Linked DNA regions of Homo sapiens: all the other regions are linked to region 1. Evidence: chromatin contacts called from ENCODE Hi-C or POLR2A ChIA-PET data. All regions are on one chromosome and are shown on one strand. Each heading gives the region's core, a stretch centred on a gene start or an enhancer-like site at or near the end of the contact. The rest is flanking DNA. Distances are from core to core; before and after follow the strand shown. Region 1 holds the start of TLE4 (TLE family member 4, transcriptional corepressor). Region 2 holds the start of ALDH1A1 (aldehyde dehydrogenase 1 family member A1). Region 3 holds the start of ANXA1 (annexin A1). Region 4 holds the start of NAA35 (N-alpha-acetyltransferase 35, NatC auxiliary subunit). Region 5 holds the start of AGTPBP1 (ATP/GTP binding carboxypeptidase 1).

The links. Hi-C counts contacts between places; a loop is a spot of excess contacts on that map. ChIA-PET counts read pairs that join two places held with the same protein, here RNA polymerase II (POLR2A). Pooled maps may share reads with other maps.
Region 2: a loop to region 1 is called in a map of vagina, with 16 times the contacts of the local background. The contact joins the promoter of ALDH1A1 here to the promoter of TLE4 in region 1. A Hi-C loop is called at or near these places in 1 of 168 maps with a recorded cell type or tissue (vagina) and 1 of 50 pooled maps. POLR2A ChIA-PET finds 5 or more read pairs at or near these places in 1 of 52 experiments (A549).
Region 3: a loop to region 1 is called in a map of CD4-positive, alpha-beta memory T cell, with 16 times the contacts of the local background. The contact joins the promoter of ANXA1 here to the promoter of TLE4 in region 1. A Hi-C loop is called at or near these places in 3 of 168 maps with a recorded cell type or tissue (CD4-positive, alpha-beta memory T cell and naive thymus-derived CD4-positive, alpha-beta T cell) and 10 of 50 pooled maps.
Region 4: a loop to region 1 is called in a map of naive thymus-derived CD4-positive, alpha-beta T cell, with 21 times the contacts of the local background. The contact joins the promoter of NAA35 here to the promoter of TLE4 in region 1. A Hi-C loop is called at or near these places in 1 of 168 maps with a recorded cell type or tissue (naive thymus-derived CD4-positive, alpha-beta T cell), 2 of 37 single-sample maps with no recorded cell type and 12 of 50 pooled maps.
Region 5: a loop to region 1 is called in a map of B cell, with 25 times the contacts of the local background. The contact joins the promoter of AGTPBP1 here to the promoter of TLE4 in region 1. A Hi-C loop is called at or near these places in 2 of 168 maps with a recorded cell type or tissue (B cell and naive thymus-derived CD4-positive, alpha-beta T cell) and 12 of 50 pooled maps.

Annotation. Positions count from the first base shown.
Region 1 is chr9:79,570,045-79,573,789 of GRCh38, reverse strand. It overlaps TLE4 (TLE family member 4, transcriptional corepressor), which reads right to left and starts at 1,825. Exons shown (of 20, transcript NM_007005.6): 1 at 955-1,825; 2 at 4-101. The coding sequence starts at 999. RefSeq lists silencers at 214-453, 474-943, 1,054-1,213, 1,274-1,393, 3,304-3,353 and enhancers at 284-896, 1,624-1,713, 1,754-1,803, 1,814-1,943.
Region 2 is chr9:72,951,404-72,955,148 of GRCh38, reverse strand. ALDH1A1 (aldehyde dehydrogenase 1 family member A1) reads left to right here and starts at 2,096. Exons shown (of 13, transcript NM_000689.5): 1 at 2,096-2,214. The coding sequence starts at 2,149.
Region 3 is chr9:73,149,798-73,153,542 of GRCh38, reverse strand. It overlaps ANXA1 (annexin A1), which reads right to left and starts at 1,678. Exons shown (of 13, transcript NM_000700.3): 1 at 1,619-1,678. RefSeq lists a cis regulatory region at 3,720-3,745.
Region 4 is chr9:85,939,162-85,942,906 of GRCh38, reverse strand. It overlaps NAA35 (N-alpha-acetyltransferase 35, NatC auxiliary subunit), which reads right to left and starts at 1,761. Exons shown (of 23, transcript NM_024635.4): 1 at 1,634-1,761; 2 at 624-752. The coding sequence starts at 747. RefSeq lists a silencer at 1,178-1,857.
Region 5 is chr9:85,739,928-85,743,672 of GRCh38, reverse strand. It overlaps AGTPBP1 (ATP/GTP binding carboxypeptidase 1), which reads left to right and starts at 1,719. Exons shown (of 26, transcript NM_001330701.2): 1 at 1,719-1,898. RefSeq lists silencers at 1,396-1,995, 2,066-2,385 and an enhancer at 2,556-2,705.

The DNA of each region.
Region 1 (3,745 bases), core at 576-3,075:
TACCTGTGGTATTGAGCCTGTAAAAACTGAAACTCTTCCTTAATCCGATCACAGGATTCGGAAATTGTAAATTTAAAGGGTTGAGCAGGCTGATGCGGTGCCTGAAGAACAACAATAAAATATTTAATTAGCCCACATCACAGGCGAAGCAGGGAGACGGAGAAAACCTACTATGCGGCGTTAGCGGGGGGTGAGGGTCATCGCGCACGCAAGCAAAGAGAGATTAAAACTCTCCTCCCGCAACCCTCCTCGCGCCCAACAGCCCAGGCAGAGGCTGGTTTCGAGGTGGTCCTGGGGCCCCGCATACTCCCGCCCGCAGGCCCCCGCGCCCCGGACCCCGAGGGTTCGAGTCCCGTCTCCCCTCCCCGGCCAAAGACAGGCACCCAGGGACCCGCGCGCCGCGCCCACTCCCTCCTCACCCGGAATCGAAACTGGCCCGTCGGGGGGACCCGCGCCATGGCGTCGGGCTGCGGTCAGGCCGGGGGAGGAGGGAGGCGGCCGCCACCCTCTCGGCTCGTTCGTTCGCCCGCTCGCCCCGGCGGCCCGCGGCGCGAGGGGCCGGCGCCCCGCACTTCCAAACCGCAGCCAGCCCAGCAGCGCCGCTGCCGAGGGCGCCCTCCCCGCCCGGGCGCGGAGTCGCGCCTCCTTCATCGCTCGCCACCCCCCCTCGAGGAGTCGCGGCGCGGGGACCGCAAACGGCTCGGCGCGGCTTCCAGGGGCTTCAAAGACAACAATAAGAAAATGGCTACAACTCAATTGCCTCTCCGCACCCCCTCCGAGGGCCACCGCGCCGGGGGGTGGGGGTGATGGCGGGCGGGCTGCTCCCGGCGCGGGGCGCCGATTTCGGGCGGCTCTCCACGCCCCTCCGGCCAAAAGACACAACTCGGTGCGCAGGGGGCGACGCGGGGAATCCCCCAGCACCCGGCGAGCCCGCGCCCCGCCGCCCGCACTCACTGGGTGTCTGGTCTGCGGGTACATCTTGCTCAGGTCGCGAATCATCCAAGCCGATTTAGTTGGCTGCGCTCGGCAGAGGCGCGCGGCTCATTGGCTTTAATGACCCCGAAGAGGAGGCGGCCGCGGCAGCGGAGGCGGCCGGCTCGGTCTGAGGGGCGGCTCGGGCGGTCCCGGCCCCCGCCGGGTCTCGCGTGACACGGGCGGCAGGAACGCGCGGCGGCGGCTGGGTGCCGGCTGCCGGGCCGCTCCGCATTCCCCGCGGGCGTCACTGGCCCGCCGCGGGCATTGTCCGGCGCGCGTCTCCCAAGGCAACGCTCCGACGTTCGCTCCGCCGAGGCGCACCCGCCGAGCCCGGCGCCGCGGCCGCCGCTCACCCGGCCGGGAAAGTGCGGGCTCCGCGCCCCACCGCCCGCCGGCAGCTCCTCTCGCTCGCTCTGCGTCCCACTCCAAACTTTTTTTATTTGTCTTTTAATTGGTTGTTATTCCTCCGAATGAATGATCTTTCTTCTTCCCTAAAAGCAAACACAAACTCCTTTGGTTCGGAAGAGGTCTCGGCGGTGCTTTTTGGTTTCTCTGGAGATTTTTTTCACTTCACAGCAACGATCTTTTAAAAGGCACCTTTTAGCTTCTTTTACCACATCTCATTTCCTTATTTCTCTTCCTTCCTGTTTTCTTGTCTTTTTTTTAACCCCAAATTGAAGGGGATTATAAAAATAAAAGAGTGAAACGCTTGCGGCTTTTTTTTTTAATTCTCTCTCCTTTCAAACTCTGCGAACACCACCTCAAAATAATATACAAGTGTGTGAGAAAGGGGGAAGAAAGCAGCCAACAACCCAAACACCCGCTCAGCACAGCTCTAACAACACGCTCTGTGTAGGTGACTTCTTTGACCAAATTTAGCAGCAGCTAATCATTAACATTCTGATACATATTCACAATCTTCCGCGGGGCGGCCGCGCAGCATCCCGGGAGATGTAGTCCGCCCCGGGCGACCCTGCCTGAGAATACGGCCAGATTGACTACAATCACCGGCCCGCCATGCGAGCGCTCTGGCGAGCTCTCCAAGCGCCCCGCCCACCCCCGTTGCGGTAGGCGTCTCCACCAACCAATCAGAGGTGGCTGAACATTAATCGCCGTTCTGTGTTAGTGCCCATCATTTCACTGCTGACAAATGGCAAGCCAGCGGGGAGGAGCCAACCCAGCTGAAACCCACGTGGGGGCCGGGCGTCGCCTGTAGCTCCGACCAATTAACGAAGAGGAATGAGGTTGGCGGAGGCGGGGCGGAGATGGCCCGCCCAAGGCGGAGCTTCGCCTTGGCTGACGTTCCTTAGCGCGAGCGTTCGAACCGGGAAAACATTTGTTCAGCTGTCAATCAAAGTAACGTGGGGCTGGGAGAATCGGCGGCTGCTGCTGTTGCTGCTGCCCTGGCTGCATCTTCAGAATTAGGTGTTGGTGGTGGTGGTGGTGGTGGCGGCAAAATAAAGAGGGTGGAGGGAGCGGTGAGCCTGGGGGCTGGTCAAAAGATCTTCTTCCGAGTCTCGTCCTCCCGCCCACCCGTCTCCCAACCCAGACACCTTCGGCCCCTCGCTCCGCAGCCGCGCCAGGAATGCGGACTAATTAGGGTCCAATGTCTCCTTAAAGAGACAAGCTCGGCCTTGTGTAACGCGCCGAAACCCCTGTTGAGACAAGAGGGGGAGGATCACGCTGATCTTACTTCGTTCGGTTCACATCAATTTTACGCGCCGCTGGAGCCGGCATAATTTTCCGTGTGAACGCGACTCGGTCCCCGTTCTTGTTTAGAGCCAGAAATGGAGTCGCGAGATGCTGGCTGGGGCCGGGGCCGCGGGGTGGGCGGGGAGCTCGTCCCTCCAAGCCCCGCGGGGGCTGTGATTGCCATTTAGTTCCGAAACAGGCCTCCCTCCCTCCACCCCCGGAGGCACTCGGAGAGAAAGCGCATCCCGACGCTCCATCGGGGGTCGCGGGGGGCAGTAACCGTGGGGGCTCCGGGTGGGGCTGAAGATCCGGGAATCAGAGACGCTGGACCTCCAAAGAAACTTTGCCGACTGGGCCACGTGAACCCCGAACACGGTCGGTACTGAACAGAGCAGGCCGACGGGGCACGGGTAGAAAACGCCCCTGCGCGCCCTGGGACGTTCCCTCCCCCAGATCAGTACCAAGACTGCGCCTCTTTTTCCCGCTCTTTGGAGAAGCAAGTCAAGTTTATCCCCGTTAAAAACAGAGCAGGGTGCCACGCGGGCCCGAGAGATGGCGGAAAGGTGGGGGTGGCCCCAGGGGCAGATGCTGGAGGAGGAGAGAAAGGGGCAGCCATGGCTGAGGAGGGGCACCCCTAGGGAGGGGCCTGGGAAATGGGGGCGGCCTCCGTCAGTGCGCCTTTCCATCCTTAGTCCGTGTCCAGCTGGAGGCAGCGCCCCAGTTCAAGGGGAGGCTGCTGAGGCTCGCAGTCTTTTCTAGCGAGCGGCTAATCTTGGGGACAGGGAAAAAATTCGGAAAAAGTCAAGAAGAGTGTTGGCTAATGTAACAGGCTGGGTTTTAGACGTTTATTTCTATGCGTGCTTGCCTACTGTAACTTGACCTGTTGGTTGAGATGGTGCCGCCGGTTCGGCGTTAGTGGAAAACTATTCTTCTTAATGATATCCCTTTCCTCAGTGGATGACTCGGTGACTTAATGTCCAACCTAGCACGTTCTGTGAACCTCCTTCCGTTCTGGCCACTGTAGTGAGCTGGTGCAAAGGAAGGCTATGGTGGTCTTCACCTGCCTCTAATTTCATAC
Region 2 (3,745 bases), core at 847-3,346, 6.6 Mb after region 1:
GGTTTCTAGGCAGAAAAGATCTGCTTAAGTGAGGTTAGGGCTAAAGAATTATGGATGCATAAATGATACTTAGTAAATATTTGCTGAAATTAAATGGGCAGGTGTGGTAACCTGTCTCCAAAGCAACTCCTTTTGCCTACATTCAGGAATGCCTGGTATAAAGGGACTGTTCTTACATAATTATCCAATAAAATACAATTGAGAATGATCATATAAGAAGTGAGATGACAAGCCAAGTATGTTATGAAGCCTTGAGCTTTCATCGCCTGGACATCAAATAAACCAGTATTTGAATCCACAAACAACTGTGACTCTGGGAGAAGAAAGCAGCAAAACACAGCTGTTTGGGCATGGCCAGAGCGCCACTCTCAAGTTATGTAACAGCTGTTGTGTAATTGTGCATTTAACTCAAAACACATTTTTGAGAGAGAAAACAATTAGACTTTCCAAAAAGAAAGAAACAGAGAAATGTTGAAAGAACACAGAAGTTTCTATCTGGTCATCAAACATAAGACACGGGGGAGTCAAAGGCATTGGGAATGATATTGCCTTAGAATCTAGGGAGTTGGCCCGTGCACCAAATCTGGCCTGCCTTCTGTCTTTTTAAATAAAGTTCTATAGGAAAACAACTACACCCATTAATTTACCTATCATCTACAGTTTCTTTTAAATAGAGTCAAGTAAATTATATCAGAAACCATCCAGCCCAGAGGCTGAAAATATTTACAGAAAAAGTTTTGCAAATTCTTGTCTTAGATGAATAAAAAGTTATGTTTAAATGCCTGTAAGGGTGACTATTCACTGAGAAAACCAAAGCAGTTGATGCTTGAACCCATGTAGGAGTTCTCTTGTGGAGAATAGGGTAGAAATAGTAAACAGAAATAAGAGTCCAGGTTTGGGAGTCAGACTGGCCTGAAATGAAATTCTGGTCCTGCACTAATAGATCTGTGACCATAAGTAAGCTACTCACCCTCTGTATGTCTCTAAAATGGGGATATGAAATGAGGGTAGAAAGGGAAACAAGTGCTGCACCTGATTTGGGCAAACAATTCAGAAATTTTTAGTTTCCCTATGTAAGTCCCATATTCAGGGGAATTGGCAAGTTTCACTAGAAAAAAAAAAATTGGTTGATTCTCCACAATCAGAGCATCCAGAGTATTTTATCTTGTTCCTATTGTAACGTTTGCTAGAGCTACAATACAATAAAGTATTGTACTTAAAATGGGAGTAACACTGTTTAAAAAATTGTCCTTCAGCTAAATATTAATTTAAGAACTTGAATTGTTTGGAAGCCCTGCTTAAATTTAGTCTTTGTACACTGCCTATGTTGATAAATACAGACAACTTCCAAAACCAGGATTACTTTCATTTTAAATGAGTATTAATAGATGATATTGCCATATTTCTAATTGTGGTGATTGTGTGTGACAGTGTGTTCCGAATTCCCTAAAAGTCCTGCTGGCTTTTCTGTTCACATATAGAAAATAAAGATAATTTAGGGCTTCTGAGATCACAGTAGGTCTACTTACCCAGCACTGAAAATACACAAGACTGATACGATATTTTAAAACTAACTTAGGGTAGGGTGTAGATAAAGGGCCTTTCTTCCCCAAACAGCACCTTGATTTTCTGGGAGATGGACTGATTTCCTGAAAGCCTTGTCCTGAAGACACCTGGCCAGCTTCTACTGAGAACAAGTGCCCTTTTAGACTCTTTTCAATCCTCAAATTCTCTGATTCCAAGTCTGTCAGAGAACAGAAAGTTACATAGTAGCATTAAAAAGCATGAGAAGTCAAAAAAATAATAACTGGCCTTAGTGGCCAGAGCAGCTGCTGCATACACTTATCACAGGTTTCGGCTTTGTAAATTAATTCATCTGCAAATAGTGCACTGTCTCCAGGTACAAATTCGATGCTGGAGCACTGGTTTCTTAAGGATTTAAGTTTAAAGTCAAAGGCTTCCTGCCCTAGGTGTTACAAATAAGTAGTGTCGTTTTCTTTTTTTGCTCTGAGTTTGTTCATCCAATCGTATCCGAGTATGCAAATAAACTTTAGCCCGTGCAGATAAAAAAGGAACAAATAAAGCCAAGTGCTCTATCAGAACCAAATTGCTGAGCCAGTCACCTGTGTTCCAGGAGCCGAATCAGAAATGTCATCCTCAGGCACGCCAGACTTACCTGTCCTACTCACCGATTTGAAGATTCAATATACTAAGGTGAGTAAAACTTCTATTTTCTGCTTTGACTCGGGTTTGCAAAAACTGCATTTATGTAAAGCATTAAAGGTCAATTTAAGTAAACTTGTGTAAAGAGCCCTTTGCAAATATAAAAATAAAAGGCATGCAAAATGCAGGTCTCAGTTTAGTGTCCTGATCAAATATGATCTAAATCATATCAGACAATCTTTCATAAATTTATTTCTTAAAATATTTCCAAGCGAAAGGAATTCTCTTCTGTGTGAAAGGATTCTTATACCAGGATTCAGAGGACTTTACTAAGCACTTCTATTAACTTCACTATAGCCGGCATGTATGATAAGAGAGCAAAATACTCACTAGAGAAGCTTACTGGAAAGAACCAAACGAGTAGGAACAATAGAAAGCAAACAAGGAGAAAGAGAGCATACTGAAATAACATAACTTTCCAATATGTTTAATAAAATGAGTGTTAAAATAGGGGGACTTAAGTCTGATAATTGGATTCGAAAATCTTCAGATGGACTTGCATTATTTTGCATATTTTGGTGGGAGGAAGAAAAGCATTATTTCTTCAGCCAAGTTTGTTGCCATTGGAGCAGATGTGTAATTGTTAACTGATAAATATTTAGAGAAACAAGAGCAGGAGCTAGATCCAGACTTTAAAATCCGCAGCTGGGGGGAACTAGGAAATGGATCCTGCTTGAGTCGTTCTGAGAGTAACTCTGAACTTTGCCTGTTTCACACTGCTTTCCTGTCAGATCCTAGAACTCCAAAACAAACAAATGAATAAAACACAATCTAACCAAAATTACTTGAAGTTATCTTTATGGTGTGATGCAGAAAGTATGGTAAGAAATTAACTCTTGCAAATCAAGAGAGAGCCATTTTGCTGTCTGAATTAGCCAACAGAAAAACAAAGGGCATTATAATTTAATGATAAAGTAAAAGTCCCCACTGTTATATATTTATTTCCTCACTTGTAACCATGGATGGCTTTGAAATCCCAAGGTCTGTTGCATTTTCATTTTCATAAAGCACAACAAATGAGGAAGTTGCTCAGCTGATTGGCTCTTTTCCTCAGGAAAGTAGCAGCAGAGATCAGATTGTGCCTTTAACATGGTTGACCAGCAGCTATGAAGTGTATTTTAAGGTATTGTTATCACGAGGTTTTGTTAAAGAGGAAAGATTTTTTCCATTTAGTTTTACTACAAATGGTAGCATGAAAAATGCAGTAAATCCATACCGTCAAACAATTTACATTTGGCAAAGGTATGTCCAAAAGGTTGCAAGAGTCCAGTCTCCCTCATTTTCTTATTCCAAGTTTGTCATTCACAAGAAATTTCAATTGAAAGTGGGTACATTTAAAAATACATTTCATGAAGCTCAAAATTGTCGACAATGCTCAGATTATTGTATTACTATTATTAATGGGATTTTTTTTTTAATAATACTACCTAGGAAGATATTTTGGTAGTCTGGATGCCCCTGTCTCCCCACTCCTTTGGCTTTGCAGAAGTTTGCAAAGTCTTCCTTGTGTGTGTATTTCAAG
Region 3 (3,745 bases), core at 429-2,928, 6.4 Mb after region 1:
TCATCTAAGATCCATTTACAGCTCTGAAGTGCCAATCTTAAATATTACTTCAAGTAGATGAAGATGAAGAAAATTAGCATAATGAAGGAAGGCATTATATAAATTGGATTGTTCTGAGCTTCCTGATGAAATTCTGTCCAATTTTAAAGGAAAAGGAAATAGTTGACTTCAAAAAACTGTTTATAGTTTATCATTGAAAAATAATAGGTCTGCTGGTTTACCTCTGATTTGAAATGTCGTAAATTAATAGGTCTAGAGAGAGCTAACGTCATATTCAGAAATCAACCTTTGCAGACCTTCTGGTTGAAAAAGTATTTAATAAGCATGAAACTCTGGCTGGTTCCTTAATAATATTATTATTAACTATTTTGTCAACATCTGTTAAATGTTGGCTATGTGCTGGATGTGGTTGAGCCTGGAGCTAGGGTGTTACTGTCACTTTTGGGGAAGAGGCCATTTCAGAATTATGAAACCAACATTTTACCACATTTGAGTCATTTGCAATGTGCATTCTCTTACAGCTACCAAAATACTCCTGTGGAAAGAGGGCAACATTGCTTTCTCAAAGTTTTTACAATCTTTTAGATATAACCAAGGCAAGAAAAATTCCATCCTTGTTAATTAGCTAGCAGTGAACATAAGAAATCAGAACATTTAATAAATATTTAAAATGAACGAACAGAAAAATTCTTGAAGGAACATGTTTAAGAAAAAAATAGCCAGATACATGATTTGTAATCTCACTTTTACAAATATATCCAACACTAGTAAATACTCTTCTTTAGTTTTGCTTTGTGCTTTTCTAAGGAGTTTTATGGCCATTAGCTCATGCAACAATCAAGTGGAATAGCTGTTGGAGGGCCTCACTGACATTCCCCTAGGATAATGTATCTGACACTACCCAGAAAGTATTTCCCTTCTTTTTAGGTTTTCCAGCCAGCACTTGAAAAGACTGTATATGACACAGAGCCTACAAGAAAAGGAATGTGGCCACACCCTCTTTAAATGAAAAAAGTAATAAGCGGACCTTCTTATTTTAAATAGCATAAGCAAATATAACATATATTTTTAAATGTTTATTACAAAGAGCATGATTAGCACTTTGAGGTCTGAATCTATCTTGTTTTCCTTACAAAAGAAGAAAATAAATTATGAAAGTCCTACTATTTTGAAACAGTTCCCTGCAGCCCACTCCTATCACTTTTGTTCTTGCCCCCAAAAAGCAGCCCCCATCACGATTTCTCTGTAAAACACACAGCTCTTGGGAAGAAATATTTCAAGGGGAAGGAAAGGAAAAACACATTCTTTTAAGGCTACCAGAGGGAAAGCACATTCTTCCCTTCTTTCTCATGGTAACTTACCAAGAGTACAATGAGCCAGTATTAAGCAAACTTATCTTATTTTTACTTGTATTTGTTAACTAAGTAGAACAAAAATATTGTAATTTGTGATTCCTAAAATATAAATATCCAATGTAATTCTACAGAAAGATTTATGAATGACTTATCATGTTAAATGCAACTAACCATAAATCCTGTAGAAGCAGTAACATTTAACATAGTGATGAGAAAAGTTTTCAAAACAACCAAAACTAACTAAAAGGAAAACCAAGACTTACCTTTATCTCTACCTTCTTGCAAAGAACTAAAGAGAAATTCTTCTCTGAAGATTTCACACTGGCAGTGGAGACTTGGGCTTCTGATTTTATAGGATTTTAAAGGAAGCCACACCTAGCAACCAGAAGTTAGTAATTGGCTGCCTTCTGTTTGAAGTACATGGCTCAGCTATGTCCAAAAACAAAGTGAAACAAGTCTTGCAAAACTACTCACTAAACCAATTCAACTGGCATTACAAAGGAAAAGAAATGGAAGGGCTGATTTTTCCTCCCTCTTTATTTTGCACTTTTATTTCCAGATGGGATATTTATTTTGCACTTTTATTTTCAGAGTATACATCTGCCCCAATCCTAATACCAGTGATTGGCACACTTTTGTAGTTAAATAGGTTGTAGACTAAAAAGTATGTTACCTTCAAAACTAAACAAACCAACAAACAAAATATTACATTTGAATTCCACCTCCATCACTTATTATTCTGTGACTTTAGGGACATACTTAATTTTTCTGAACCTGTTTTTACTTTTGTTTTGTTGTCTTTTTCCCCCGCTTTTTGTGGAGAATGGGGTCTCGTTATATTGCCCAGGCAGGTCTCAAACTCCTGGGCTCAGGCTATCCTCCTGCCTCTGTCTCCCTAAGAGTTGGAATCACAGGCGTGAGCCACCATGCCTAGCTGTTTTTACTTTTGTATATAGGAGCATTATCTAAGTTGTCTACCCACTAGAATTCTTGTGACAATGGAGAAATAACATATATTTGTAAATTTTAACATTACACAGTGCCGAATAATTTTCTATTTATATTTTTCTTGCCTTAAAAAATAAACGACTTTTGTTCCTAGATATAGCTTGTTGTTATAAATAAGAAATATAGAAGTAATAAAGTTCCAGATTGGCTCAAAATTTTGAACAAAGGTAATGCCAAAAATTTGATCATTATGACATTCAATAAAAGCATTGACATCAGAAGGCCTATCTACATTAATTCTTTTAAATAGAGTCAGTTACATAGAACTATATATATAAACTGTAATATAGATCAGTTATATATACATTTTGATACACATCTTTGACATTGTAGACTAGTTGAACACCAAAACAAGGAACTAGACCTATAAAATGAAAGGATTAATGGAGCAGCAACTATTACAGAACACATTCCATAAGAAATTTCCCACCCAATGGAGGAAAATTGGTTCTGGTAACTTCCATAGTGGTTCATTTTCATTCTTCTTTAAACCCTACAAAGTATTATATGATGTTTCCATTAAAGTGCACAGGTGTAAAATCTCACAGCATTATGGCTCAATTTATGCTGCATTTAGTGGTTTGTTCTTTTTCCTCTTTTCCTCATAGATATTTCACATAAAAAACATGAAGTTTAGGAAGTTAATGAAAATACTTTCTAAAGATTGGCAGTATTTTATAATACATTCTAAGTGCTCGATGCCAATATCAATGAAGTCAACATATCCTGAAGTAGGATGATCATCTAATCTAAATATTTAAGAAAATGTCAATATATGTTTTTACTATCATATGTGTAAGTTGAAAATTAATTAGTTACCTGCTAACAAGTTAAGTTAATTGATATTATTGCAAATTGATCTTGACAGATGTAGACTAACTTTCTAATACCATATTTATGTCATCAGGTGAGAAGGAATAAGATGATTATACAAAATCTGGTTTTCTTTTTTTCTTTAATTTGCGTTTGTATTCCTAACTCTGGTAATGGAACTATTGGAACATTCCTGCACAGTGATGCTCTTGTGAAATGAAGAAAAAATTCCACTTACTTTTTATAAAATATAACAACCTAGAAAACATGTATAGTCTCATTTTGCTTTGTTGCTGCTATTACCAGTGCCATAAACTGAATGGAATTATTTTATATGTTTGGATTTGTAATACATAGGCAAACCTAAAATAGCAACAATAAATATGATAATTGTAGCAGAATTAAGAAAAAAAAAGTGAAAAGAATGTTTTTCCAAAATTAACTTCCAGCTGTAACACTAAAGGCAAGTGAAACTCCCAAACATAACACAAAAAGAAAGCCACTAATCATGTAGGTATATTGCTGTGAATAATCTGTCAGAATCTTTTTCTCCGCATAATAATAATGTC
Region 4 (3,745 bases), core at 512-3,011, 6.4 Mb before region 1:
ACCAGGGAGGTTAACACTTAAGAAGAATTGTGTGAAAGCGAGGGGCAAAGCAATTTAAAAGAAAGAAAACAAAAAATGCAAACACCTGGGAGAACCACCTTGGTGTGTATTACGAAGAGATAAAAAAGACCTGTGACTGGAATGTAATAAGCCTGGCGGGGACAGTGGCACATAAATGAAACCTGAGTGGCAGGCAGGGACCAGATTTTATAGACCCATAGGGAAGGAGGGTGGATTTTATTCTACCTGCAACAGGAAGCCACTGGACAATCTTAAACAAGGAATGATGTGATCTGATCATACTGAAACCTCAAACATACAAAAATACTATTATCTTTTAGATTAACAAAGTGTTTTCCACAGTTAGAAATTACTGCTCTCTCTAACCTGTTAAAGCAAGAAAAATTCAATTTTAAAATACTGCCTCAACATCTGTATTTAATGCTGTATCAAATATACATTTGCTTTAAAGTTAAAATTAGAGGATACAGAATAAGTGTGGCTAACAAACTCAACAAACCACATTTACCTGTTGATTTCATCTAATGAGGTAAGTTTAGAAAGCACAATCGTCATTCTACCCCTTCCAGATGCTGAACTTCTAATCCAAAAATCAGACTCACCTCGACAAGCTTCTTCAAAATCTTGGGTAATGTCCACCCAGTTTGTATTGCTTTTCTCCATTTTTTCTGGCATACTGAGCTCCCATCCTGAATCGTCATCATCTACAGAAGCTTTCATAACCATTATGCCTGTAAAATTAATACTGATGTAAGAGAGAGGATGTAGCTTTCAGGGCAAGAGTATTTGCAGAAATGGGTGTTTGTTTCAGCATAGGATGAAGTCTTAACTAAACTCTTTAAAGCAGAACTCTTCTGAGTCTAAGGACAGTACTGCAAAGAATAACCTTAATGCAATCAAATCGCACGTCAATTAACACTCCTGCTGCTTACTATTAGCCCACCACCTACCAGGGCCCATAAACATTTTGCCTTCCTACTGTTTAAGAAGAAAAATCACAAACCATCTCACCTCTGGCCCGAAAAGAACAACTCCAGAGCTTCCAACTTTCAATAATAGCCACAAAAGACCAAGGCACTATTCAGGGTCCCCTCTCGCAGCCCAGGACCCCATGCGGCAGCTACCGAAGTCAATCAAGGTAGCCCTTCATCTGGCCAGAGCTCGCTGGGACCTCTCCCGGGCCAGAGCCGGCCCGGACCCAGGCAGAACCTCGCCGGGAGCAATGAGGAGCCGGCAGGCACCGCAGGGTCCCGCCGGCCGGGCCTAGGGCCGAGGCACACCTGAGGCGGGCACACGCTTCCCTTCCGCCCTGCCCGGGTCAGCCCAGCCCAGCCCCGGTCCCACTGGGCGCATAAGCAAGGACAGAGCTGTCGCCGCGCGGGAGGGCGGGCACGTCCGGCGCCGGGTCGTCGCCTCGGCAACACCGGGCAAGAGTGGGGCCTCGGCCGACAGCGGGCACTGGGGAGCCCGCCGCTCCTACCTGACGCGCAGCGGGAGGGCCGGGGCCGCAGGGTGACCTGGGGTCCCCAGGATCTGCCACACGCGCGGGGGGCTGCGGCTCTCGGACACACGAGCGAGAGGGTTTCAATGGCTACGCAGGGGCGGTCCCTACCTACTTCTCCCGTGGTCACCCGCGCCGCCACGCACTGTCCGGACCACGGAAATAACGACGCCGCCTCGGCCGCCGCCGCCCCCTCCCCTCTCAGCCCAGCCCGACCGGCAGCGTGCACGCATGCGTATGCCCGGGACGCGCGACCCCGCCCCCTCTCCCTTACTCCCGGGGACTTCGCGCTCCCCGGCCACACCCCCTCCCTCGCCACCGCCTCCGTTCGGCCGATGGCGGCCGCCTTCTCTTCTCGCGAGATTAGAGACGATCGCGAGACCGGAAGTTATCTTTTTTCACCCTCTGTCGGAGTCCTGGGTAGTGGGCGGTTCCCGGAAAGAGGCGGAGCCCGGAGTCTCAGAGCCCGCCCCGTCTGCGCTGCCCTCTGGGAATTTCTTAGAAAGGTGACGCGAAGGCGGAAGGAAACCGTGGAGGTTTGCGTAGACCTTAGTGGTTGCGAGCACGAACGAGCAGCCAAGCTCCGAGAGCAACAGCGTGCTACTGCTGCCTGACAACGGATTTATGTTTCCTATACAGCGCCTGGGAGTTTCGTGAGGAAACATAGATTCAAAATATCTGCAAAGTCAAGCCAGACATTTAATTTCAGATTCTTATATGTTTTAGATTTTTTTAATTTATTAATAAAATGATCAGTTTTTAAATGGGGTTACATAAATAGACGGGCGCAGGTAAGAAGCACATCTTTATCACCACCTGTTCTTTAGGATGGCCCAAAATTAAAAGATGGAAAAGATAATACCAAATGTTGGCAAGGATGCAGAGCAACTGGACCTCTGTTATGTTGGTGGTGGTAATGCAAAATGGTACAACCACTTTGGAAAACTTAACAATCTCTCCTTATAATCATATACTTATCATTCGATCCAGTAATCTACGAATTTACTTAGGAACAAAAACATATTCATACAAAGGCTTGTACGTTAATGTTCATACCAGCTTTGTTTTGCTTTGTTTTTGTTTTTGTTTGAGACAGAGTGTCACTCTTGTCGCCCCTGCTAGAGTGCAGTGACCTGATCTCGGCTCATTGCAACCTCTGCCTTTCAGGTTCAAGCAATTCTCGTGCCTCAGTCTCCCGAGTAGCTGGGATTACAGGCGCCTGCCCCCACACCAGGCTGTTTTTTGTATTTTTAGTAGAGATGGGGTTTCACCATGTTGGTCAGGCTGATCTCAAACTCCTGACCTCGTGATCTGCCCACCTCAGCCTCCCAGAGTGCTGGGATTACAGGTATGAGCCACCGTGCCTGGCCCAGCTTTGTTTTTAATCATCAAAAACTACAGACAACCCAAATGTCCATCAACTGTTGAATAAAAACAATTTGTGGCATATCCATACAATGTAATGAATGTAATTATCAATAAACAGGGATAAACTACTTGACATACAACATGAATGAATTTCAAAAATATATTGAGTAAAAGAAATCAGGCTGAGCTTGGTAGCTGGTAGCTCATGCGTGTAATCCCAACACTTTGGGAGGCTGGCAGTGGAGAGGTCGGGTTGGAGACTAGCCTGACCAATATGGTGAAATCCTGTCTCTACTAAAAATACAAAAAAATTAGCCAGGCATGGTGGCGTGCGCCTGTAATCCCAGCCACTTGGGAGGCTGAGACAGGGGAATCCCTTGAACTCAGGAGGCAGAGGTTGCTGTGACCCGAGATGGTGCCATTGCACTCCAACCTGGGCGACAGAGTAAGAAATCAAATGCAAGAGTATGATTCCCCAAGTGAGACCCCAGGCTCTTAAAAGACATCTATAGTGACAGAAGACAGATTAGTGGCTGCTCAGGGCTCAAGAAGAGACTAAGTTGGATAGAGCTTGATTTGAAGTGATGTAAATATTCTGTTTTCGATTAAGGTAGTGCCTGTGTGGGTGAATACATTTGTAAAATTTCACTGAAGTATATACTTACAATGTGTACATTTTATTGTTTGTAAACCGAACTTCACAAAAATTGGTTTAAAAAATTTTTAAATGGCCGGGCGTGGTGGCTCACGCCTGTAATCCCAGTCCTCTGGGAGGCTGAGACGGGTGGATCACATGAGGTCAGGAGTTCAAGACCAGCCTGGTCAACTTGGCGAAACCCCATCTCTACTAAAAAT
Region 5 (3,745 bases), core at 470-2,969, 6.2 Mb before region 1:
CTGAGCTCTCAAAGTATCTTGCAAATTCTTGAGTTTATATGTATTTCGAAATCCTGTAGTTGAGGTCAGTAACATATATATGGTGTTTGATAAGGTGTAACGTCACATTAGCTAGGAGAGGTGAAGTTTATTTCAACTTCATACACGTGGGATCTGATGAAGAGTGATGTCACATTCCCAGGGGGTGGGGGAGTAGCTCTAAGTTCTTAATTACCGCAAAACATAAATCACTCACTCTTGTGGCAAACTATGTGATTGGAATCATTTCAAAGCTATGTAATGCTGCTATTTATCTTGTGTGGGTTAATCTCCTGGGTCTGTGTTGTGGTCATCAAACTATGCTAACAGTGCTTGTGAAAGTGGGATTCAAATTCCACAAACACACACATCCACATAATATCTTCCTATATTGCAGGTTGACTCATTTAGAAACATGTTCTTTAAGAAAAGTTTCAGGTATATTACATACATATTTAGCATTATTGTAAAATTATTACATTATTATTGGGTATTTTCAGATAATACGTTTCTGATTGGGTGGTTTGGGGTGGTGGTTGTTTCAAAATTATTTTAAATACCGTAACCTATCTTTTAGTGCTCACGATGAGGGAAACTACGATGTTTATAAAATGGCAGTTTCTTGTTCATCTGAATAAAGACATCTACCAAGGGCAAACTGTAAGAAGCACTGTGGTGTACCTTGGGTTACTTTTTGAATTGCTTTCACACCTGCTTAATTTTATTTGAACAAGATCATAAAACAAAACAAAAATCTCACAGTTCTCAATGCATTCCCTTATCTAGTTGTGATATTACATTCCTTACCATAAACAGTAGCAAACATGTTCTTGTGCAACGTGAAAAAGTAAATGATGTCAGTATTTATTTGCAATACATTGCAGTACACTGAAGTACAGTCAAAACAGAAGGGGGTGTATTAGTAATTTCTCTGACACATTACTTTGGCTCAGATAAAACATTCCGCCTTTGCCTTCAGTAGCCAACTTAGCATTACCGTTTTGATTATATGCAGGCACTTTTTCAAAAAACAGTAAATCAGCATGCTATTTTGTTCGCTGCAGCACTAGGCATCTAATTTACTGAGATTTGGCCACAAGGTGCAATCCTGTTGTTTTCTGGGAGCCCGATTGTAGTAACAGCATGTCCCTTCCAGCCTCTTATTATGGACCCTCCTTGAGGTCAGGAAAGGTCTAAGCTTTACCGCAGTCCCCAGCGTTTGATGCGACCCCGGGATCACGTGGGGAGCTTTAAGAACCCTTCCTAAGAAAGTGACTGATTGATGGCGGGGGAGGGGGTGGGCGCGGGCTTAGTTCCGGGAAAAGGCTGGGGCCCTCGTTGGGAGTGTACAGAAAGATGACTTGAAGAACGTGGGGAGTCGCTCGCAGTTCGGTACGGAGGGGCGGTGGCCGGGGCTGCTGGGTACAAGGGACCGGCAGCGCGCGGAACACCCGCCCCTAATTCCCGCTCCCGTGCGCGCTCCGCCCCCACGCGCGCGCTCCCTCCCGTCAGGCGCGCAGAGAGGCGGGGCGCAGCGCGCACGGAGGTAACAAGGGACGCGGCGGGAAGAGGGCGTGCGCTCCGCCCCGCCCCTTTCGCGGCCTCGCACGCCCCGCCCCCACTCCCTGCGCGTGCTGGGAGCCGGCTGGCAAGGCGTGCGGTGGGCGGGGCGCCGCGCTGACGTTGCCCGGGATGCGGACAGGTTCCGCCGCCTCCAGCGCCGCCGCCGCAGCTGCCGCCGCCGCCGCCTCCGCCTCGCCTGCCACCGGGGTTTGTATGAAAACACCGGGCGGCGGGCGGCGAGGGATCCGCCGTGATCCAGGTGCTGAGCCGGGTGCTGCGGCTCTGCGCGGTCCCCGCCAGCGCCCCATCCTGAGCCGGTGAGCGCCCTGCTGCAGTCCTCATGTCCCGGCCGGCCGTCCCTCTGCTCTCCCCGGGCCGCGGGAGATGCGAGCGACGGCGCCCGGGGGTAGGAGGGGCGACCCCGGATCCCTGCGCCCCTTACCTGACGGGTTGTGTAACGCATGTTACACATGTGACGCGTGAGGGGAACGCACTCGGTCTTGAGGGAAAGCCCTGACGGGGTGGGGCTTTGACTGGGTCTGGAAAACGCCTTCCCCAGTCCCCGGACCCTCGGTGGATCCCCGTCCCAGACCTTGCGGAGGGTATCGGGCGCGGTCTCTGGGCGGAGGCCGCCCTTTCTGCTCAGCCCTTTCTCTCGGGCCCGAGCTCGCGGCGCCGCGGGGAGTCCAGCCGAGGGGCTGCAGGGCCGGGGGCGGGCGCGCCCAGCCCCGCTCTCCCCCGCCCCAGTGGTAGCGGGCCGCTGAATCGCGGGCCCCTGTGCTTCGAGAATTCTAGCGTTCCCGACTGAGCGCCAGCAAGGTGGGATTTGCTGTGACATCGGCGATGGGCACGTTTGCTTCCTCTCGCTGGGTGGTTTGAGCTGAAGTGTGTCTTCTGTTTACAACTTGTCGCCTTGAGCGTTTGGTTTGAACCTGAATCAGATCACCCTGGATGACAGTGCAGAGTTTCCTTAGTGTCTTCCTTCCTGAATTGCGGGTTCTCAATTGCAAGTGTTCAAGGACTGTTGTAACCCAAAGGCTTGCTCGACTCTACCGTTGTTTTACCCCTTGTGCGGTATAAACCTCTTACGAGCACCAGGGCAATTGGAGTTGGTTGGGTTCCTTTCTTGGGCGTTTACTCATTGTAGAATGGAGTTTTCATGCATCATAGTGTAATCGATGTGAATGTTGATAATTTAAAGCCCATTTCCCGTTTTAACATAGCTTACTCAAGTGCCTGAAGATAGCGGAAATTTTCTTTGGCAGTATTAATTCTATGTGGGTTTTTTCCTTCAGGTGTTTAACATTGTAGTTGTGTTTAATTACAATGCATGACAATTTGTAGTTAGAAAGGACCTTAACAGTCTTCTTAATCGGTCATTTTCACTTACCTTTTATGTCCGTTTTTTAAGCTTTATGTAAATCAAATTATCCTTTGTGAACTTCTGAATTATTCTTATAAACTGGTTGTCTGAGAAAACCGGAAAGTTATTTTTGTAATTGTATTGTGGAATGTTTTTAGTTCAGTAGGCCAAAAAAGAAATGATTTATTTAAGGAACTTTAAATGGTGCTTATTTTAAAACATGTGCCAAATGTCAAAACCAAACAAAACTCTGAAAGATCTGTATTTCCTATGTAGAATTACTGCGAAATAATAAGTCGTGCCTTACCCACTGTTTCTCATCATGCAGGCAGAGTTCTAATATGACTTGCTCTTTTTCCCATTCCACTTCTCTTAAGTTAAATTCTATGGTGAAGTTACAGGTTCATTTTTAATGATCACAAAACTCTGCCTTGAATTGATTAATCACATAATTACAACTGCAGACTCACTCTGAACTCGGAAATGAAGTGGATAGGCTTAAAACTACCCTCGTATTTGGCCAACATTGCAAAGCATTTAAATCTATTAATTAAACTTTTGTAGAAGCAATTTTTATAAAGCTTTTCCGAATTGAGGCATTCTTCTCTTTAGAAAAGTCTGGCTAGGCTGCTATATAATAATGGTTTTACTTCCATTAGCAGAAGGAAAAGAGGTCCAACAGTTATGAAATTTTGTAATTTGTATTTTACTTTTTTTTTTTTTTTGAGACGGAGTCTCACTCTCTCGCCCAGGCTAGAGTGCCAGTGGTGCGATCTCGGCTCACTGCAACCTGCCCCTACC